Regions from separate parts of the Homo sapiens genome. Here regions 1 and 3 are each linked to region 2. A link is a loop called in an ENCODE intact Hi-C map of the cell type or tissue named here. Cell type or tissue: Panc1. All regions are shown on one strand.

Region 1 (8,000 bases), 130 kb before region 2:
GGTTCAAGTGATTCTCCTGCCTCAGCTTCCCAAGTAGCTGGGACTACAGGCATGCACCATCACCCTCAGCTACTTTTTGTATTTTTTAGTAGAGACAGTGTTTCACTACATGTTGGCCAGGCTGGTCTCAAACTCCTGACCTCAAGTGATCTGCCCGCCTCGGCCTCCCAAAGTGCTGGGGTTATAGGTGTGAGCCACTGTGCCTGCCCGATTCCTTTTAAATAAAAAGTAGCAATATAACTTAAGACAATGGGCAAAATGATAGAATTATGAGGTCAAATTGAAAGCAAAACTATGAAAACCTTATGAATACTATTTTAAATGCAAAAACGATTATACATTACACATTTGATATTTTTCACTCAACTTTTTATTTTCAAGGTCTTTCATAGTTTTTAAACTTATTAGTGGAGTTTTCAGTGTGTTTCTTTATCCTAAGAAACTAACTTTATAACCCTTTTGCCATATAACTAAATATACCTTATGTATTTATTTTAGGAGGTTTTATTATTATGTAGGTATGCTAAGGTGAATAGATTAGAAGAAAATTGCAACTGAAAAGATAGTTTCTTAGTCATATACTATGGTCTGAATATTTGTGCCCCTCAATTAATAACTTGAAATTTTAACTCTCCGGGTGATGTTATTAGGAGTTGGTACCATTACCCGTGGCAAATATTCAAGTTACTGGTGGCAAATATGTACAGGTCCACAGCAACCTTAATTCTTGCCTCCTTAGAAGAACGAATTTGACTGAGGGGTATAAGGCAGAAAAAGAGACTGAGGCAAGTTTTAGAGCAGGAGTGGAAGTTTTATTTAAAAAGCTTTGGAATAGAAAATAAAGGAAGGGATACTTCAAGAGACCCAAGCAGGCACCGAGTGCCATGTTTAATCATGATCCTAGGACTTTATAGGCTGGCCCCTTTCCAGTGATTCTTCCCTTAGGGTGGGCGGCCCACATGCACAGTGCCCTCCTTACCCTTGGGAGGTGAGCACTCACAGTGTGTTTAGGAAGTTGTATGCAAGCCCATCTCAGGCTTTCTTCCCTTTTCCAGTGGTGTGCCCCCAGAAGGTGACACTCCACCATTTTGTCTTTTGATACATATGACTGGGAAGTTGCTTCCCCCAGGAGCCTGCACTCAATTAACAATTTGCAACAGGTGTGGACCATCAGGAACTGGCCTCTCCCTGGAACCACCAATTTATCACTTTTAGAGAGGCAATGTGATAATTGCCAAACAATCATCCAACATTCCTAGTGGATGGAGGAGAGCCTTCCCTGCCCTGCTCATGTCTGCCTAACTACCTGTAACAATACCTTTGGAAAGTGAGGTAGAAATGAAGGTGGAACTTAGTGCCCTTATAAAAGTGGTCTGAGAAATACCCCCTTACCCTTTCCACCATGTAAGGACACAGCTAGAAGGCAATATTTGTGAACTAGGAAGCAGGCTCTCATCACATGGAGTCAATCAGTGTCTTGATCTTGGACTTTCCAGACTCCCAAGACTGTAAGAAATAAATTTCTGTCGTTTGAGTTACTCAGTTTATGATATTTTGTTATAACAGCCCCAATGCACCAAGACAACATAGTTCCTAAGAGGAAGAAGATATGATAAAATGGGGGTTCACACTGAGAAACACGGGGGTCATCTAGTGAGTTCTGGAGAATAGTTGTCTAGTACTTGACCCAGGGGTTGGTAAGGACAGGATAGTCACCTAGAGTGTGAAAGCCTGACATGCGATGTTGTCCTGGACTCTAGATTCATTGATTTGTGTTTGAAAGCATGTTCCTGGGTGAGTTGTTTACTATCCCTAAGAACTGGCTAACTCTAGGAGGTACAGTCCCTCTAAAGTCAGCAAGGCTCCAATGTCAAAGCATTAGAACACAGAAAATAAAATACAGTGCTAACAATATAAGTGAATACAGTGTTCATAGCTGAATATAGTGCTAACAATATAAGTGGCTTATCAAACAATTTCCCTTACCTATGATACAAAAACAGGAATATCAGAATTTAAGAATCAGGCATAGTTTCTGTTAAATCTGTGATGAAAAAAGGTATTTTATATTGTCAATCTAAATTCAAGTTGTGGAAAAACAGAGTACAGACTACTGCCTAGGTCTTTTCATTTTATTTAAAAAGAAAAAAATTGTATTGAAGTATTTCTATTCAGTATTATTCACATGTGTTTTGAGTTTGGGTAATTGTAGACATGAAATGAGTGTCAGAAAGGGCCTTGCAGTCTTTGTACTTTTAAATGCTTGTGGATTTCACTGCAATTTAAGGTCATGTAAACAGAGAAAAAACTCACAACTTTGAAATTGCCATGCTATTCATCAAGGAAACGTTTTTGGGGACCAATTTTTCTATTGGAATAGAAGATAGAGTAGGTCATTTAGAAGCCCTGCACTGTAAAAGTCCAGGTCTCGTTCTCCTTCCCTCCCTCATCACAGCTATCTAAATATTTCTTGATCACTCAAAAGAGATAATCTAACCAATGTACAAAGTGGAAAAAAATAGTAAAGTGTTAAGATGAAGGAGGATATTTCATGCAAATGTATTTAAGACTGGCCTGTTAAACTCAATTGAACACTACTTTTCATATGATTTGAATAGAAAAATATATTCCATATATTATTCAGAGTACTATGAAACAAAACTGAGAAAACCTTGGTGTTTTAGAGGACTTTCGTGTATTTAGTCATTCACTCATTTATTAAACAAATACTCGATTGCCTACTGGGAGCCAGTTCTATTTGCTGGGAATTTAATGCTGAGGATGAGAAGCAGGAACCCTGTCATAAAACAGATTAAGGAAATAAACCACATCTAATCATATCTATATGCACAAGAGTTCCACAAAATCTGAGACTCAAAGAAGGGCCAGAATATTGAAGCTTATATAATTGCATCCTGAGCTAAAGAAAGGAATAGGAAATTGGGGCTTCTTGGGGCAACACAAGTTATGGGAAGGTTAGGCAAGGAAATGTATGGTGAATAAAGGTGGTTTTGTTATGCAGAGAAAAGTCTCCCAGGTAACAATGGATTCCATTCAAGCAGAATGGAATCAATAATCTCACAAGTGTAGACAGAGATAAATTAGTAAAGGAACAAGTAAGCAAAATACATTCAGGCTAGTGATAAGAGTTATGAAGGAAGTGAACAAGGTGATAAATGCTGGAAAGGAAGACATGGATTTAGATACAGTGGAAGGATAAAACTTCTCAGACGAGGTGACATTTGCACTGAAGCCTGAAGTGTAAGACTTTATGGCCTTATGAATCCTTACACTGGAAGCCAAATTAATCGAGAGTTTAGACTGAGCCTTGATTAGAAGAGAGAATTTTTAAGTGCAATGTGGTTCCATTGAATGACTTTAAGCCAATAGTAACACAATCTGTCCTTTTGACAAATTAAAAATAAATACTGTTTTGGTACGATGCTATTCAAAGTATCACTATGCCTATTTTTCTAAATAATTTTAATTAAGTTCAATATTATGCTTATATGAAACTATTGGACCAGGACTGATAGATATGATACAACTTTTATTTGAATATGTTTTTCTTGAATGTCTAAGCAAGTGAAGAATAGCTTCCCTCCACTCTTCTACGTTCCTTGGCTGGCCTATGAGTTAAATTGACATAAAACAGATTAAGGAAATAAACCACATTTAATCATATATATATGCACAAGAGTTCCGCAAAATCTGAGACTCAAAGAAGGGTCAGAATATTGAAGCTCATATAATTGCATCCTGAGCTAAAGAAAGGAATAGGAAATTGGGGCTTCTTGGGGCAACACAAGTTATGGGAAGGTGAGGCAAGGAAATGTATGGTGAATAAAGGTGGTCTTGTTATGCAGAAAAAAGTCTCCCACGTAACAAAAGTAGTCAATGAGCAGCCCTAAGAAGAGAGGACAGCCTTACTGGGTTAGTATTGGCCTCTAGGCTCCTCTCCAGCCATTTAAGTCAGTCTTTCGTGGTTGGAAGAATTCCTGAGAAGGGGATTTATGACATGTAAGATTCATTTGGAGGATCCATCTTTATGCAGATTAGAGGAGCTGAGAAAAAGCCTCTGCCTGAATCCACTGTTTTCCCAAGTGCCTTCAGTTCAAAGTGATCAGCACACTGAAGCATCACATTTTGGGGTGACATTTCCCGAATTGGACCTACATTTTAGGTAAGATGTACATTCTGATATGCAGCTTTTATTTCATTAACCAAATTATATATCTTATATAAATTAGGTGCTCTCAAATATAAGCGACAGATCCTGTGATTCAAACCAACTCTATGAATAAGGAAACATTGTAGTACATAGCAAGACGTAGGATAGACTCAATCAGCTGGTGAGTTCAAGTCTCCATCTCTGTTTCTTCGTGGAGCCCCTTGACTCTGGCCCACTGTGTTGCCTTAGCCTTTAGATCAACTTCTATTGTGGCCACAAGATGGCAGCCAGCAGCCATAGGGGCAAAAGGCCTTTGTTCATACCTAAAAGGAGAGAGATCTATCCTTTAAATATGGGAGAAAATGTCTTATTATCTGACTGTGTCCCCTATGGGTGAATAATAGTCATGTCATGTAATAATTCTCTAACATCTGAATTGCTGAAATAATTACAAGAAAAAGTAGTGGGATTTCCCTAGAGCTAGGCATGCTATGAGATTTCCTTGCACAGAGAATAGGTGAATTCTACCCACTTTTACTGTCGTCCTCATGTTCCAGCCAATGAAGCCCAGTGACCCAAAAGGAAGAAAAAATGGGAGATAAATTTTGTCTAGGCAACAATAATTCTTTAGTAGTTAGTTATAAGAAAAATTTTTATGCTATACCTAAATTTGAAGTTCAGGGATTGTATGACTAAGTATGTACAAGGCACTGCATGGGCTGACCAGAGTATAAAGATAAATTAAGTCTAGTAGAAAAGTATAGATTTTTTAAATGATAGGAAATGACATCTGAAAATGCTAGGAATACATCTATGGTTCATCTCCCATTGGGCCAGTTTGCTCAAATATGACTGAAGATATGAGAGCATTTGAACCTTAGAAAAACCACATAATTTTTCTTCTTCCACAAGTATTATTTTTTGCAGATAATAGAATGAATGTGGGAGGTTTTTTTCTTTTTCTTTAGTAATATCCATGGAATATTTTACTAAAAATATGGACTTTAAAGTCAAATAATGGAGACTCAAAAGTTGATTCTACCTACCACTTAACCACTTGGCCACTGGGGTCAAGTAACAGTCTCTCAGCCTCCTCTGAGATAGATATTTATAAAATATCCATTCATAATATTTATTACTCCATTTCCACACTGCTATGAAGAACTACCTGAGACTGGGTCATTTACAAAGAAAATAGGTTTAATTGACTCACAATTTCACATGGCTGGGGAGGAACCTTACAATCCTGGCCAAAGGCAAAGGAGAAGCAGGGCCCGTCTTACATGGTGGCAGGAGAGACAGAGAAAGCAAAATGGGAAGTGCCACACTTTTAAACCATCAGATCTCGTGAGAACTCACTCATTATTACGAAAACAGCAAGGGGGATATCTGCCACCATGATCCAATCACCTCCCACTAGGCTCCTTCTGACACATGGGTATTACAATTAGACATGAGATTTGGGTGGAGACACACAGCCAAACCATGTCACAGTAAATACAATATATTATTGCTTTTATGGATTATCTTATTATAATTGTGGATTTCTTTTACAGTTATGACATACTGTGGAACATTTCTCATAATATCTGGTTCTGAGATACTTGGATATTTGAGGATAACAGAACTCCTTCACAGATGCCTCATTAACAAGTGATTTTGAATACATGACTATTTCAAAATGTACCTTCTAATTTATATATTTTCTAATTGCAAATAGGTATATTATATTATGTGCTTGATTCACTGATGATTCTGCAAAGACCTGGAACACCTATGGATAAATTCAGTTTCTGGAAACAGATGGTTCCATTTGTTTGCTACTGTTTTAAAGGGTTGTCGTCACCATTTTTAAGTGTCTCTGGCTTTCCGGTGCTAATGCTATTCACCAGTTACAGTTGTTTTTAGACATTTTCAAGTTCTAATATTACATTTGATTTCTTTTTCAATGATGAGAGTTAATTCTGTTCTGTTAATTATACTTCAAGGCTCAGGCTTTTGTGATACACAAAATTCCTGATGTTAATAATGGATTGCCTCACATCTCCTAGCCATTACAATTTTTAGACAACTCATTTAAATAGGGTATGGTTTAAAAGCTTTTATTAATATTAAAATGCTAACACTTTTTGCAATAGCTTCCTGAGTCTTCCCAGAATCAGGATTCACTAAAAGCAACTCTGCTGGGCCAGCACAGCAGTATGCTCAGTTAATTATAAGCTTCAAGAAGGAGCCTCTGGTAGAGATGAATGGTTTATATAAAGGGCCTTAGATGTGGGGAAGCATGTGGGACTGAAGACAGTTTGTGGGTCTGAAGGAAAGGGTATGAGCATGGAGAAGCATGGAAGAGATAGGCTGTAGAGTGAGGTGGGAGCCAAGCCATGGATAATCTTGGGTTTCATGCTAAGATACTTTAAGTCTCCTGTGAAAGAAATGACAGGCCACTAAAGAATTCCACCACTGGAGGTAATATCATCAGATTCACAGTTTGAGGGATTTCTCTGGTTGTGTTTCTGAACTATAGATATTTATTGGAATCTAAATGCTACTTTTTCTTATATTTCATATATTTTCTTTTCTATTGTTTCATTTTTTCCCAGACCACATAAATATGTGTGTTTTCCTCATCGATTCTTTTTTTACAGATTATAATGATTTGTTATTTAATGGAAGCCTCTACTTTGAAATGTAGAAGGTCACATATTTTAGTCTTGAGATGATGAAGTTTGATTCAGTCACAAAGAACCAAATGTACTTTTTTACAGACAAAACTGGCTCTACATGATGTTGCTTTGACATTTGATTAACTGCCTTTTTTTTCCCTTTTGGCTGTTACTGATATTTGAAACATTTTACAGATTCGCTCTTTGTAATAACATCCTGTCCATCAGCTAATTTCATTGCTGAGATTTCTGCATGCAACTGCTACTGAAATCAATGTCAGCTCTGGGAGCCAATCCAAGAGCAGACTTGGCTCAAGTCTACAGTGGTCTACAGAGGTGACTTCATTTACTCTTTCAGTTTGATAGACATAAACTATTCTTAGATGTATTTACTGAAAATATCGATATGACTAAAATGTAATAAAAATAAAATTATGTTGTTTTTATGTCCATCACATAAAGGATGCTAAATAGATTAAATACTTTTTTACCCTGTTTACTCAAAATATAAATCTTTATCCGTATTTTTCATTGAAATCTATATAGTAAGATTGTTAAGAAAAAGAGCCAGAATGCCCTATTTGAGATTTCTTCCACTTGCTAAGGTCCCACTTCCTGTCAAAGTTCATATCAACCAAACCATTATTTTTTGAAGTTCATTGAATAATTCAACATTTTTTCATTTTATACTTTTTATCAATAATCACATAGAGAAACACATATTTACTTGCAAGACTGTGTCTTTATTAAGACTTTTTTTCCTTCATTTTATTTTTTTTCTTCGTCTTTGTGTCCCCAGCCTTGAATACACTTCAATAAGCCCTCAGTTAATGCTTGTTGAATTCACAGAGGGAGTTTGGGCCGCCAATAAAGAGAAAAGTTCATAGTGGTCCTTGCAGAAATAAGTATGTCCATATTTAAAAGAAAAAAAATTGCCATGTGTAGATATCATTTATTAATGAATAATGTATATAGTGGATACACAAGTAGGTAAGTTGATAGATTATAAATAGATACATGATATTTAGATAGATAGTAATGTATAAGGGACCCTTAAAAATGTGAACAAACTTTCTGTGTTTTTTAGTAGAGCAAATAACACTACAACTAAGATATCCATGTTTTCCATCTTTATCATTATTAGGAAATAAATTTTAGAAATAAAG
Region 2 (8,000 bases):
CACGGTATTCTTACTTCTTGACATTAGTGGGTTAAGTTTTAAAGTTCACTCAATTTTGTTTTATATCCTTAAAGGAAGACGTTCCTAGTTTAGGAGTCTATTTTACAAATGCTACTATATAAGGACAATATATACAAAAAGTGACATTTAAAAATGATTATAGGTTATGTATTTATGTATATATTATCTGAAAAATATACATGGTTTGTTATTAGAAATAGAAATAACTAAAAAAAAATACTGTGCTGCGACTTTTTAGCTCAGGAATCCAAATTGTTTTAATTGATTTTTTCTCTGAGTCTTCTTGTGGGCCCATCAGTTCTCTTCAATAAATATTTATTGACTACTTGCACATAAAGGCACAGTGCTAGGCAGAGAATGCCTAGATCTGCAATATGGCATTTCGTGGCAATTTTGACTTTTTTCAGTGAGCAAATTTACCATAGAGCGATGAAAATGCTCAGGTATTTATGTCCCTGGCCTCCATGAATTGAGGCTGCCCAACGATTTGAAGAACACCAGCTGGTTGGTGCTGCAGTTTCATTACATTCTCCATTGTCTGCCAGGGATCAGGACCTCACAGAGTCCTCACCTCAGGAGGAGAGATCGGAACCTGAACATCCAGAGGACAGAGGTTTGCTTAATTTCCCCCTTTATAGTTGTCAATTTAGGCATTTTCTGGGAGCACAAATTAGAATCCTTGTGAGAGATCTTACTGCAATCAAATCAGCTTCATACACCACTCCTAAAAATTGTTTCCAGTGATGTTATTTCACAGTAAAATCATGCCTGGTGTTTTCCTAAAATACATGTAGAACATCTAAAACACTCAAAATTTACATTTTTTAATGCATCAATACTACAAAACTGTTTAAAAAGAATTTATTTTTCTCTTCTTTTCCAACTACCATTGATGAAAGCCTAACTGCCAGGAGGGCTTTTTTTTTTTTTTTTTTTTTTTTAATAGGGTCAGGAAATCTACCCTAAGTAGTCAAATAACGTAAATTGTTTTTTTCCCTGTAGCTGAAATTGCTATGTTGGTTTTAAACTTCCCAATTCAAATTAATGAACAATTTTCTCTGTAGTGTAAGAGTGAATTTGGCAGTGCAAAGATCACAGCAATCTCTTCTTCATTAAATTGGGCAAAGAGAACTCATTGGTTCACAAACTGTTAAATGGATATTAGGGGTTTTAATGAATGGAACATTTATTTTTGTGCCAGCTCAACTAACAACATTGACATGATTAGCATACATTTTGGCAACTATTCTAGCACAAGGTGTCAGTAAAAAGGGGCTTTTATCTTTTAGTTTAATTTAGTTTAGCTTTCCTCGCTATTAATGTTTTTAATGTGAATGAGATGTTTTTGTAAAGGAAATCCTGCCACAAGAAGTTATTCAGAAATACATCTTTTTATTAATGTTACAGGCATTTCTCATGCTGGAGATCAAGTCCATTCCCCAAAACACATGAACCTTCTTCAGATTTGGAAATGAATCGAAAATTGTGCTATTTATACTGATGGTAAAATTATTGCACTTATGGAGGCTTCTTAAAAATAAATAGTGTTACTTTTATCTCATGAAGTTCCTTTCTTTAAAAAAGAGAAATAAGAAATAAAATATGACTAGTAAGAGATGTTTCCTCCATTGCTACATATCAGTTATAAATGAAAAGTTTTGGGGGTTAAATGATCTTAGTCTCTTAGCTCAGATGCCTCTCGTACAAAAGGAATTTCCAATAAAAATATATTTACTTTTTGTAACAAACATTGCTGCCTCATATACTTATTATTTTATTTATTGAAATTCTCAAATTGAAGAAAAATAAGATAAATGAGTTAATTAATACAAATCTAAAAGAACTTGGTTGTTTGCATTCAATGTCTTTTTTGTAGAGTATTTTTGTTTTAAAAATTATTGCAAGCTATTGCAACACAGCTAACAGAGGATTTGTTATAAATCTGTAGTAAAATGAAAATTTATAATGATATTAAATCTATAATAAATTAATATGCATGTGCACATACATGGGTGCAAATTTTCATATGAACTTACATCAAACATTTAGGCATACTCTCTTTCTACTATATATATGTCTATAACTACACACACATTTAATAATTTACCCAATGTTTAATTGAGTAATGAATTCATTTAATATAAACTTTAGTATAGCAGAATACTACAGGTTACCCACATTTAACCCTAAAAACAAACAAATGACAGGCACTTCAGTGAAATAACAAGCCCATGTTCAAATATAAAATGCTAAAAGTGAGAAAGAAATTATGAAAATATATACCTTTAATTTGCAGACATATAAACACTTTTGGTACAGTACAGATGCATGATGCCAAAAAGTAAAATGATCCAGTTTAAGCTAACACATTCCTTGTTTATACAGATTATTTTGCTATAGCTCTCATATAAAATAATATTTCCAGCTCACACAATGAATTGAAAGTGATAAATCACTGATGAAATAGCTTTCTTCATTGCAAGAGATTCAGTAAAAGCTAAATTATCAAAGAAATCTGCTGCAGGGCTTACAAATAAACTGTTGGATTTAATCCAAAACCAAAGAAAGGAAGCCAGAAATGGTAGTCAACAAACCTAAACAACAACAAAAAGATAAGTACAGTATAACTTTCATATAAAAGGCCCAACTAAAACAACCAGTAGTGTACACAAGCCTCTAGAAGAATTCACTTTTAATATGATTTCTATTTTCTTATGTGATGGATGATTTCAAGCCTATAAAAGTCTAATATATAACCCAAGTATAAAGTACGACCAACAAGTTGTGAAAGCACTAAAATGTCATGAATGCCTATGAAGCAACTAAAGATTGAAGCATTTCTTTGCTTCTGGCTGTTTTTCTTGGGCACAATATCTAGTTACATTTCCTGTAATGAAGAATATATATATGTATGTATAAATCTATTTCCCTTGTAATAATAACAAGTGCAGTGGTAAAGCAAACAGAAAGCAATTCGAGTACACAGAAAGTGGAATACTCTTCAGCAGGCTGAATCTGTAACACAAGGCAATGATTTTATCCTTGCTAAAAAGGAATTGCACTTCTTTTTAATGCCTTCTCTTTCACACTATATATGCACTTATGAGGTAATAAACATTCTGTTTACAAGTGCATTTCTTTTTTTATCATATGTTTAAATAGGGTGAAATTTAATTTACTTTAATTTCATATTTGTTTAATGTTAAAAACAATATATTTAAAATATACTCTTTCATTAATTTCATGTACAACTGCCAAGTACAATACCCCAGTTTCCTGCAAAGGAGCAGCTGATGCCCTCTTGTGGTGACAGGAATTTTTAGATAAAAATTTGTTCCATTTTTCTTACCTTACTCCCAGGTTTTATCAATCATCTGCTTGGTGTATGAAAGCTGCAAACCATGTCCAAGCTTTTTTTTTTTTTTTAAATACAAGTCCTATAGCTGTTAGTACTAATTTTCACTTAAAAATGCTGTACACATTTTATAACCTCTGAATTTAAATTTAAAAACCTGTAAACAGCTATTTACAATATAGAACAAGTTATAAATTAGTTGTCCTTCATTGGAACTGCCATCAACACACTCTTTTTTAGGTGATGAAGATCCAAAGTCAGTTAAAACATTTCTCTGTGTTATTCCACCATGAAATATCAAATATTAGAAATATCCATTGGCTTTCTCTCTCGCATATGCAAGTCAATTTTTCCTTTCAGTGGAATCTGTACTTCCAAATTTTCATCTTCCCTGGGATGCTTTTCCCCTTTCCTTAAACAGATGTATATGCCCATCCCTGTGACCAGTGTGATGGAACCCAAGCTTATTACAGACAGAGCTACTAAGGTGGGCATACAAGACACAGATTCTACCTTCCTATGAGTCGGTTCTATTGAGATTTGTGGTTCTTTCTCCTCTATATTAATCTCTGGTTCTTTTCTTAAAAGACTCTCAATGTAACTCTCATTACTGACAGTGTCATTGACAAATAGGTTCACCATGACTGTGGAGTGGAGAGGCTCGGGATAACCATGATCACTCACTTTCACCAGTAAGCGATGGAGCCCATAATCTGTCTGCAGCAATGCCTCTTCCAAAGTAATGTTGCCAGTTTTAGGGTCAATCCTGAAGGACTCAGGCCTAGGACCTCTTCTCCCTATGATGCTGTAAGCTATGACAGCATTCATGCCTGTGTCTTTGTCGACAGCATAGACTTCTGTAACCGGGGAGCCTGGCAGAGTAGAAGGCAGTACTAACAGATAAGACATATTAGACTGAGGAAACAAAACAAGAGGAGGGTTGTCATTGATATCTAGAAGGAGAATTGTGATTTTTGCTGTAGAGGAGAGGGCAGGCTCACCCCCATCAACAGCTTCAACCCACAAAGTATAGGAGCTTTGCTGCTCTCTGTCCAAAGAGACTTTAGCCCTCAGCATACCCTTTCCTGTATCTATGACAAAAATATCACTCTGGTTCACCACAGAGAGGGCGACCCATCCATTTCGTCCAGCGTCAGCATCTGTTACACTAATTACTCCAATCTCACCATAGCCTGGAAAGTTTTCAGGCACAAAAAAGCTGAAGTCCTTGTTGATAAACCGAGGACTGTTGTCATTTTTATCCAACACTGTGAGGGCCACAGTGGCTACTGATTCTCTGGGTGGCTTCCCACAGTCAACAGCTCTGACAGTGTATCTGTACTTTTCTTTCTCTTCTCGGTCCAGCTGAGTAGAAACTGTCAGAATTCCTGTGACACTGTCTAAGGAAAAATATGATGGAGCATCAGGTCCCAGAAAATATGAAACTTGGCCTCTCTCCTCGCTGTCGGCATCTGTAGCATACAGCTTAGTCAAAAAGGCATTGGGTGAGTTGTTCTCTTCGATGGTTAGTTCTATTAAGGGTTGAAGGAAAATTGGAGCATTATCATTGTCATCTAAAAGTTGCACTTTAATGACCCTTTTGACATGAAATCCCTCAGAGTTCCAAGCCACCACAGCTACTTCATAGAACTGCTGTAGCTCATAGTCCATAGGTTTTGTGGTCTCTAGTAAATATTCATTATTGTATGGTTTGTAAGGTGATAACCTAAACGGCCCTTCACCATCCAGGTAGCAGTTAACCTTGTATTTACCTTCTGGATCTCTTATGGTGAAAAACGCAATGGGAGTGTTAACGGGTTCCAGTTCTTTCAGATAAACCACACCATCTATCTCGTTTGCTATGTAACGAGGGACAATTTCAGGGGGTCTGAAAATAACTTTAATAATGGACACAAGAGCAGTGATTACAGCAGGGATGCAGCCTGGTCCATTAGCAAGGATGGTGAGCTTGTGGGACTCCAGAACACTTCCTCCAATCTTACTGAAAAGTTTAATGACTCCAGTGTTTTCATCCAGGTGAAATAAATCCTTAGATGCTTGTGGAACTTTCTGACTGTAAGAATAAGTAATTTGAGCATTGGTCCCCAAGTCTTTATCCACAGCCTGGACAGCTGCAATTGGGGTGCCCACTGTAGCATTCCCATACACAGTGACATTGATTTGTGAGTCTGTGAAGAGAGGGCAATTGTCATTAATGTCACTGATGCCAATGGTGAGAGTGGCACTGCCCAAAAGTGGTGGAGACCCACCATCCTCAGCTATGATGATGCTCACATACTGGTCCTGGGTTTCCCTGTCCAAAGCACCCATGACAATTAGGTAGGGGGTGCGCTCCCCATTCTCATTCTCCTCCACGTCCAGGGTGAACATACCATGGTAGTCCAGTAAGCGATAGGTCTGTACCCCATTAATGCCTACATCTGGGTCCACAGCAGGATGCTCTATGGCCAGTCGGGTGTTTACAGGTGCATTTTCCGGGACCCACACCGAGATCTGGGAAACAGGGAACTGCGGGGCGTTGTCATTGATGTCTCTGATGGCGATCTTCACCTTCACAAACCTGAAGTATTCCTGAGGCAGGACAAGCACATCCAGCAGCAAAAGACAAGAGTCAGAAGGAGAGGAGGAGATGGAAACGCTGCCGCTCCACGCAGTCCCTCCACCCCCTTCAACACACAGGGCCTCCCTGTCGATCTCCTGAGCTGAAGTGTGCAGCTCCCCAGAGCGGTTGTCTAGGGTCACGTACTGGCCACTCAGTCCCCGGGAGGCCAGGCTGAAGGAGAGAGGGGGGTTCCACTCAGCACCGGTGCGCTCTGGCAGCTGCGACTGCGGGTCCGGCCTCCCTGCAGACCTGGGCAGCAGCCGCAGGTCCTCGGCCAGGCTGCCGATGAGCACCCCCGCGGGTAGTCCCTCGTTTAGGCTGTACAGAAGCTCGGTGGCCCGGCTGTAACTCCCGAGGCAGCTGAAGGGTCCCACGAAGAGGAAAAACAGAAACAGATGCTGGAGTTGGGGGAGGGAAGAAAGCTCATTACACACACGGGGAAATAGGGGTCCGAGAGAGAAACTAGCGCCCCTGTGATCCTTGCTGTCCCCATCCCCGTTCCCAGAAGCAAAACCTCTAATTAGAACGGGGGCGGAGAAGAACCCTGCTGCGAAGGAGAGATCTGTGGGGCAATATCGTCTCCAAAACTTAATTTTGCTGTTCACTTTCTATCCCCTCCGCCCCCGCCTTCCCCCCTCGTTTCCCCATCACCACCCTCATCCAGCTAACATTCAGAATCCCAAACCGTAAAACATCCCTGGAAACACACACCGGAGTGGAGAGGATTCCGACTCAGAGACTGCGCAAAGCGACACGGAAACCCAGGGTAGGTGATGGGGAGGGAGGGGGCTGGTAGTAGAGAGCACTGAAAGGTGGGCAATTTATTTCTCCTTGAAGTGATTCTGCCATTAGAGTGCTGGAACACGCAGTGTGTTACATCCCTTACTAAGAGAACCATAAAAACAACCACAATCGCAATAATAATAATAATATAGAAAAAATACCAACACTTCCTCCTCCACCTCCAACACTTTAGGTCTTAGGTCGGAAAGAGTGATTTTTATTTTAGCACACATCTGAAATCAAACCGAAAGGATCTGGATTTCCACCCCTTACCAAGCAGTCACTAATCCCCCTCCCTTAGGGGGAAGCAAAGTAAACGCGGAAAATGGCTATGCAAAAACAATTTGTCAATTGCAGTAGGCATTCATAGCCAGACGCCAGCAGCAGGAAACGATCCCGAACCCCTGTAGCTAAAGCGGATTGAGCGCACCCCCGATGCCCTCGACCTTATCTGGATACATTTCTTGCTTCAGAAACTTCCTCTCATGACCCACGGACTTCCCTATTCCTTGTTAAAAGGAAGACACATTATCCCAAACTCCCTTTCCCTCCCGGCGCCATCCTTCCCGTGAAGTTTAGATAAAGGTAGAAGGTTTGAAAAACCATCCGAGTGGGAATTGCTTCACAATACTGCAACTTGTCGGGGTCGCGGGGTTCCTTGACCCTAACCCTTACCGGCAGGTTCCTGTAGCTGGTGCTGCTCCTGGGACGATGTAGACGCCCCATATCCAGGCGCGGGTGCCAGGTCGCCGGGCACCAGCTCACTCCCAGGGCCTGTGAGCTGCGCGCATTCCCTCGGCCGCGCATTCCCTGGGAGGCTGCAGTCAGAGCGCTCTTGAAGGGAGGGCGGCAGAAGACACTCCCTCTCGGTTCATGCAAATCGCTGGGGGAACTTCAGCCAATAGTCACTGGCTCTTCAATTAAGGACGGGAACTCAAAGAGTGGCAGAAAGGCAAGAGGGCAGAAGGGCACATTCATGGTTTCCTGCCCCGGACGCAGGTAACTCCATACTCTGCCAGAGGAGCTGGAATGGGGGACTTGCTCCTGAAGACTGCGAAGAGGCAGCTCGGGGTTGGGCACAGTAGCGCTTACCTACCAGCCTCCTTCCTTGCCGCACCAGTCAGATGCCAAGTCCACAGGTTGCTAGCAAGAGAGGGAGAATTAAAATAAATAAATAAGCTTGCATTTGTATATGGATGTAACAGAGAGAGGAAGTCG
Region 3 (8,000 bases), 780 kb before region 2:
TCAGTTAGTACACTAAAGGCAATTACTACTTAAATACTCAACAGTTTTAGGGAAAAATAGAAAAGGTGATTTCATTGGTACATAAATATATAACATAAAATAACATGCACTCTTTCTTGTGTCCTGACTTTTGTTTTTCGTTTGCCATTGAATCATTTGGCTCTGACATTTTGCTATGAATCTTGTTTAGCTGGTAATTGCTTTCACTCAAATGGGCCATTTATATATGAATTTCATTTTAATAAAATTTTCTCTCTGATAAAAGTCTCTTGTTTGCCTATCTTATAGGCCAAATTTTGTTCAATTAATAATCTTTTTTTTTTCACATTTCTTTAAGGCTTTCTTATAGATTTCCTTTTTTTTTTTTTTTTTTTTTTTTTTGCATGGAGTCTGGCTCTGTCGCCCAGGCTGGAGTGCAGTGGCATGATCTCGGCTCACTGCAAGCTCTGCCTCCTGTGTTCACACCATTCTCCTGCCTCAGTCTCCCAAGTAGCTGGGACTCCAGGCGCCCACCACCAGGCCCGGCTAATTTTTTTTGTATTTTTAGTAGAGATGGGGTTTCACCGTGTTAGCCAGGATGGTCTCGATCTCCTGACCTTGTGATCTGCCCGCCTCGGCCTCCCAAAGTGCTGGGATTACAGGTGTGAGCCACTGCGCCCGGACATAGATTTTCTTTTACAGCTTTTTAGTGTCATGTTATTTGGTGGTGTGATTTGATCTTTTTTTGTGAAGTTTGTTTTTTTTCTTTGCAATGATGGGATTTTCCATTCTTCTGTTTATCTTTCCTGTTTCCCTGCCACTGAGTGCAATTTTTTCATACCTGTACAACTACATGTTTTAGAATTTGACACTACCTCTCATAAGATTTTGGAAGACTACAAGAGCGAAGATTGCCTAACATAAAATGTTTGTCATGGTCAGAGCTTTCTTTTTTAATAAGGTCAACGAACATGTCAATTAAGCCTTTGCTTCTCTTCTTCCCCATGCCAATGGGATGGAAATAGCCACCAAGATGAGCCAGAATGGGCAATTTTCTGAATATCTACTAAGTGCTGCTGGAATAGAAAACCCATATGCCATTTCCTTTACTCTTTATAATAATCTCCAATGTGAAGTAGCAATATCTTCAGTTCATTCATGAGTGGTCTCACATGGGTATCAAGAGGATCACACAAATTTCCTGGTGCTGGGCATTTTCTTGCATGTTTCTATATACATCTTAAAAGCTGTCATAGCCGGGCATGGTGGCTCATGCCTATGATCCCAGCACTCTGGGAGGCCGAGGTGGGTGGATCATATGAGGTCGGGAGTTCGATACCAGCCTGACCAACATGGAGAAACCCCGTCTCTACTAAAAATACAAAATTAGCCGGGTGTGGTGGCACATGCCTGTAATCCCAGCTACTCAGGAAGGCTGAGGCAGGAGAATAGCTTGAACCTGGGAGGCAGAGGTTGTGGTGAGCTGAGATCACGCCATTGCACTCCAGCCTGGGCAACAAGAGCGAAACTCCATCTCAAAAAAAAAAAAAAAAAAAAAAGCTGTCATAGATGTAAGCTTTAGGCAAACTCACAGTACTTCTGACAGCCTGATGTTCTGGCTGCTGCACTATTTCTCAAATGATTTCTAAATATTGGTGGTACCTTTGATTTGTTCCTTTCTTTTTGTGAATGGGGGCTTGAATAAATTGAATTAAAAGGAATTTGTCATAAACAGCTGCTATTTGTTAATATTTCCCAACTGATTTTGCTCAGTAGTAGAGATTTCTAGAACTAAATATTTAGGATCTACTGGCCTTGATTTGTTTTACAGGTGGATCAATTGTTTATTCATGTAACAAATATTTATAGAGAACTGACTGTGTGAAGTTATTTGTTATTTCTAACTGTTGTCATCAAAAGAGGATGAATCCTAACTGGAAAGACTAACAGAGAGTCATATTTCTCTAAAAAGAAAGAAGATACAGGGAGATGAGGTTATGGATGAGGGTAGTAAGATGAAGATTGGAGGGTGCATGGGGGGAAATGGTCTGGATTTGTTGGCTAGAGGTTGCCAGGGACTTCTGGAGGAAAATATATGTTTAATTTTCATGGAAACATCCAGGCTAGGCATTATTAGCCCTTTTAAAGTTGAGGAAATTGAGGCTGCTCAAGGGACACAGTTACATCTGTATAAAACTCCATGCCATCATGGTATGGTGTCTGGGAGCGGGGGGCACAAAGGTGAATGTGGGATAGAGATGTCTTCTTCTGAGCCACAATATGACATGTTTCAGGAGTATTTATAAAGTATCACATACAGCATAAACCCTCTTTTGTGTCACCACAAAATCAATAATGAAATATTGTGAATGAGAAAAGCTATTCTATGGGGTGTATGAATATAATCTTGTGAATAAATTGAGTTTGGGCATTTTGGATTATGCCAAAGGTCCTTAGTCTTGCATGAGGGTGGTACTGGAGGAAAAATGAAGCTTTGAGAAATAAAATGTTTGCCAGAGCTTGAACTCACATCTGCTGAGCTGGAGGCTGCTGTTTGTAATGCCCGTGTTTGGTCCAGAATATGTTAATAGAGTTTACCCACAGGTTTCCCCAGAAGTACCCCAATCATGGGCTGGGCACTGTGGCTCATGCCTGTAATCCAGCACTTTGGGAGGCTGATGCAGGCGGATCACCTGAGGTCAGGAGTTTAAGACCAGCCCCACCAACATGGTGAAATCCTGTCTCAAAATACAAAAATTAGCTTGGCGTAGTGGTGCATGCCTGTAGTCCCAGCTACTCGGGAGGCTGAGGCAGGAGAATCGCTTGAACCTGGGAGGCAGATGTTGCAGTGAGCTGAGATAGCGCCATTGCACTCCAGCCTGGGTGACAAGAGCGAGATGCTCTCAAAAGAAGAAGAAAAAAAGTATCCCAATCACTCTGGGAGCTCCAAGGACACTGTGGCCACATGTGAGGAGGTCCCAGGGCTTACAGGAGCAATTGTGGAAGGAATAGACTGCTATCCTTAATTAAAAACAAAACAAAACATTGACCAACCAGTTAATGTTCTTTTGTGTTATTCATGAGAAATTCAACTGTATTTTGTAGGTGCTTTCTTTTCACATTGAGATGTCCTACCTATCAAATAACCAATCTGCAAAGATTCATTAAACAGGAAAGGGATGATTGTAGAGTCTTGATAGTTGCATGCAGCACTGAGGCACCTTTTTAAAAAAAATGATTGAAATACGTGGTGAAACCTCAGTTAACAAGCCACAACCATAGCTGCTTGTTCCTCAAGTCTAGTTTTAAAACCCCATTTATGTGGAATAATTGCCTTCTTTTTATTCACGGTAAGAATGATCTCACCAGCACCATTGGCATCCCCTGACTGCTTGTTAGAGATGGAGGATCTCAGGCCCCACCCAAACCTTCTGAATTAGAATCTGCAGTTTAACAAGGTCCGCAGGTGATTCCTATGTACATTACAGTTTGAGAAGCACTGCTCTAAGGCAATTTTAGGCTCTGAGGTAGATTAAAAAATACCAGGAATGTCTTCGCCCTGCCTGAGCTTGCGTAAATGGCAATTAGTTGAAAGCACATGAATTAGAAATTAACAAAAGGCAGTAAGAGTTCCGTGCCAAGCCAGTGGTACCCACAGAAAAGGCTGTAAGTGTTGGGAGAAAGAGCAATCACATCCAATTAGGTCTACCAGGGAAGATTTCAAGCCGGCTGCTGCCTTCTGGTATTTCAAATTCTTTTAACTTCCAGCGCGTGCCATAGACCCCTGTAGCCCTAGGGGGCAGTGTGGTATAGTAAAAAGCAGTTTGTGTCACCTCCCCAGTGTTGTTACTCTGTGGTAGCCCTGGGATCTTGGGAGACCACTCAATCCCCACTGAACCTCAGTTTCCTGAGGAATAAAATAAAATACACTTTCCTTATAGGATTGTTGTAAAGATTCAAAGCCAAATGCACATAATGTCTAGCACATATCAGGTCCTCAATTTCTCCCTTTCCCATCTTCTCTTTTGTCTAATCCATAGTTAACGTAATTCGTAGTTACAATGAAGAAAGCTGTGCTATTTATTGCTGTCCAAGCATGTTCACATGTTATGTTAAAGCAAATACATCTAAAAGAAGCTGTCAACGGTGGCTGGCTCGCTAGATAGCTAAGTTTCCTAACAGGTAGTGCTTGCAGAAGAAGTAATCTAACCAAGTGCTCATGATGGTTTATAGGAATTCAGAAGATGGCTTCAGCCTTTTGCTTATTTTCTTACCTTTCAAGGTAGTGTTAAGCCCGGAGCATGGCTATGTTGCAGTGGTGAGAACCTCCATAGGCCTAGATCTAAAGCAGTAGTTCTCAAGCTTTGATCGTACGTTGGAATTTCCTGGGGATTTATAAAAACTCCTGGTGCCTCAGATAGCTTCCAGACCAACAGAATAGACTTTCAGGGGTTGGAAAGCTAGTTAAGAAAGCACACCAGGTGATTTTAATGTGTTGTCAAGGTTGAAAACCATTATAACCCGTGCATTACAGGCTTAGTACCACTATAAACCATTCATTACAGGCTTAGTACTTAAGTGTAAGCAAGTAAGAGACTTCTGCCCCAGTGGTATGGCTTCCCTGTCAACAAACACATACGGTTCTTGTGGCTTCTGAGAAAATTTTAAGTTTAATCTGTTTAGAGTGTGACAGTTGAAAAAGAAAATCAAGCTCAGCATTATGTATCCCAATGTTACATATTTTTTTTCCAGCTTTAAGTGGGGTCCTTGGGTCCTTGCTGGTTTCATTGTATATTTTTTATAACATTTGGAATACTTGGTACTATCAAGTTTATTTGCTTAGAAATTTGCTTGCATTTCTAGTTTCTCTTTATCTCTTTATGATACAGACATTGCTTATCCTCAATCTTTGGGGAGGGACTGATTTGTTTTCTCAATATTTGTATGTTTTCTACATTTTTATGAATCTTCCTTGGGTATTTTCAACAAAATTAATCAGTAAAGACACTTAAGATCCATCAAGTGCAACTTGGGCATGTTAAAACACACAGTTCGGTGTCAGTGTGACTCCGAGCTCCTTCTGTAACTTAAAGTCTGGGAAGCAATAAACATGTTTGATTCACGTGCTGTGAATGGAGATAATGAGACTCTCTTCCTCCCAGGACCGAAGTGAGGATTAAACCAGTTAATTCTCACAAGAGTTACAAACAGTGCCTGGTACCTAGCAAGCACTCAGTAAGCATTTGTGTATTTTATTATTCCAGGAAGCAGGGTCAGAATGTAACCAATATATTTGGAAATGGGGTCATACAGTAGCTGGCTATGATAGCAAAAGGCTTTAATTCTTTATCTTTATAAAAATTTGAGAATGTTAAAGAATAAAATAGTGTGTCACAATTTATTATCAATAATTGAAAGAGTTTGTGGCAGTTCTGACACCTTCTGGTGGTTCCACGTGTTTTCCCTGGTGGAAGGTATATGCATGGACATGGCGTGAGCCATGTTGCCAGTGTTACGATTAGCCAAGAGATATTTATTTTTATTTTTTAATTTCTGTAGAACTTATGAAGACAACAGAGAAATCTGTTGAAGTAACTAAAGCATCTTTAGAGAATGAGAACTATAGATATTTTGACATATTACTATTTTATAAGGTTATCTCCACATCTAATTCATCAACATCATATTCTACCTTCAAAACAGATTTTAAATCTGTTGACTTTGTTGCTGCGAACACCGCTCAATCCTAGTTCTACCCTCTGCTTCTGTTCCAATCTAGGACTACCAGTAATTAACTCCCTGTTTCTACAATGTACTAAATAGCAGTCCAAGTGGTCTTTTAAAGCACAAATGGAATCCTGTGGCTTCCAGGATTAAACCCGTTTCAGTTCTTTGGAGTGCTAATTGCCACCTGCTATGTGGAAGAGGACACCCGTGACAGCTCCATCTTCCTTCTAGTACCCTAGCAGTAAATGGTGTTCAGTGCAAATTTTTACACGTATGCTAAAATGACCACAATAATTCTTTAATTGTGTTTGGAGTTTTACAGAGGGTATGTATTTTCCTATATAATTATATTTATTTTTGTTCATGTTAGGATCTGAGCTAGTTTTAATAAATATAGATGATACACATGAAAGGTACAAAGCAAATAGTGTGTGTTTTCAGATGGTCCGTGTTTTAATTTTAGTTTTAGAGAGATAGACCATACACACAGAATATTTAATATTATTCATACAGTTTAAAAGTAACAAAACAAAATACAATAATACAGCAAAATATCAATTTTGAATGTCCTTGTAAATACCTCCATAATCTCATCCCTTTCTTCTCCCCTTTACAAGGTAACTGCAATTCAGAATTTTGTATTTATTATTGGCTTGCTTTTTTTCTCTTTTGGTTTTTGAGTGAATATACTTTTTTCCTTTTTCTCTTTTTTACTTAAATTTTTAAAAATTGTATACAATACAATTATAAATATATACAATGCAATTATAAATATATACATCATGTACAACATGATGCTTTGAAAGATGTGTATGTTGTAGAATAGCTAGATCAAACTAACATAGTGCCTTTCATCATTTTTTGGGTATGAGAAGACTTAAAATCTCTTAGTGACTTTTAAGAATACAATGCATTATCATTATAGTCACCAGGTTGTACAACAGCTCTCTTGAACTTATTCCTCCTGTCTAACTGAAATTTTGTATCCTTTGACCATCATCTTCCAAACCTTTCCTTCCCTCCACTTCAGCACCTGGTAACCACCATTTTACTCCCTGCTTCTGTGAATTCAACTTTTTTAGATTCTATGATTGAGAACATGCAATATTTGTTTTTCTGTATCTGGCTTATTTTGCTTAACAGGATGTCCTCCAAATTTATTCATGTTGTTGCAAATGACAGAATTTCCTTCTTTTTAAAGACTGAGTAGTATTCCATTGTGTACATATACAACATATTCTCTTTATCCATTCATCCACTGACAGAAACTTAGATTGCTTTTGTATCTTGGCTATTGCAAATAATGCTGCAATGAACACTGGGGTGCAGATATCTCTTTGACATATTTTATATCCTTTGGATGTATACCCAGAAGTGAAATTGCTGGATCAAATGGGTAGTTCTATTTTCAGTTTTTGGAGCAATCTTCATACTGTTTTTCATAATGGCTGTACTAATTGACATACCTACAAACAGTGTACCATGGTCCTTTTTCTCCACATCCTTATCAACACTTGTTATCTTTTTTGTGTGTGTTTTGTTAGAATAGTCATCCTAACAGATTTGAAGTGATACCTCATTGTGATTTTAATTTATATTTCCCTGATAGGGTGATATTGAGCATTTTTTCATATACCTGTTGGCCATTTGTGTATCTTCTTTTGAGAAATGTGTATTCTGTTTTTTTTTCCTGTTTTTAAAATTGTGTTAATTTGTTTCCTTGTATTGAGTTGTTTGAGTTATTCATATCTGTTTGATATGAACCCCTTATCAGATGTTTGCAAAAATTTTCTCCCATTCCATAGATGTTGTCTTCACTCTGTTGATTGTTTCTTTGCCTGTGCAGAGCTTTTTAGTTTGATGTAATCCCGTTTGTCTATTTTTGTTTTTGTTGCCTGTGCTTTTGGGGTCATATCCAAAAAACCAATATTATGAATCATTACCCTTATGACTCATAGTAGTTTTACAGTTTCAGGTCTCACATTTAAGTCTTTAATCCATTTTGAGTTGATATTTGTATGTGGTGTAAGGTAAGGGTACTATTTCATTCTTTTGCATATGGACTTCTAGCTTTCTCAACTCCATTCGTTAAGACGATCCTTTCATCGGCCCGGCACAGTGGCTCACACCTGTAATCCCGGCACTTTGGGAGGCTGAGGCGGGCAGATCACCTAAAGTCGAGAGTTTGAGACCAGCCAAGCCAACATGGAGAAACCCCGTCTCTATTAAAAATACAAAAAAATTAGACGGGCGTGGTGGTGCATGCCTGTAATCTCAGCTACTCGGGAAGCTGA

Evidence for each region. Hi-C counts contacts between places; a loop is a spot of excess contacts. Peaks named below come from ENCODE experiments on the same cell type or tissue, not always from the same donor. Only the 100,000 strongest peaks of a DNase experiment are listed, where the experiment ranks them.
Region 1: it touches region 2 in a loop (5-fold over the local background); 7 of 110 quality-filtered maps call a loop at or near these places.
Region 3: a loop joins it to region 2, with 3 times the contacts of the local background. A loop is called at or near these places in 15 of 110 quality-filtered maps.

What each region holds. Positions count from the first base shown.
Region 1 is chr13:61,281,890-61,289,889 of GRCh38, forward strand. No RefSeq gene overlaps it. Among named protein-coding and RNA genes, the nearest start is that of MIR3169, 86 kb to the left of the region's middle. RefSeq lists an enhancer at 2,787-3,288. In Panc1, CTCF peaks have their summits at 4,426 (motif pointing right) and 4,626; no DNase peak of the experiment used is centred here.
Region 2 is chr13:61,407,570-61,415,569 of GRCh38, forward strand. It overlaps PCDH20 (protocadherin 20), which reads right to left. Exons shown (of 2, transcript NM_022843.4): 1 at 7,458-8,000; 2 at 2,116-6,397. The coding sequence starts at 7,589. The coding sequence ends at 3,674. Among named protein-coding and RNA genes, the nearest start is that of PCDH20, 4.3 kb to the right of the region's middle. In Panc1, CTCF peaks have their summits at 3,334 (motif pointing left) and 3,545; a DNase peak (open chromatin) is centred at 3,302; H3K4me3 peaks cover 1,824 bases; H3K27ac peaks cover 323 bases.
Region 3 is chr13:60,623,512-60,631,511 of GRCh38, forward strand. No RefSeq gene overlaps it. Among named protein-coding and RNA genes, the nearest start is that of LINC00378, 45 kb to the right of the region's middle. RefSeq lists an enhancer at 5,499-6,178. In Panc1, CTCF peaks have their summits at 3,771 and 3,977; a DNase peak (open chromatin) is centred at 3,769.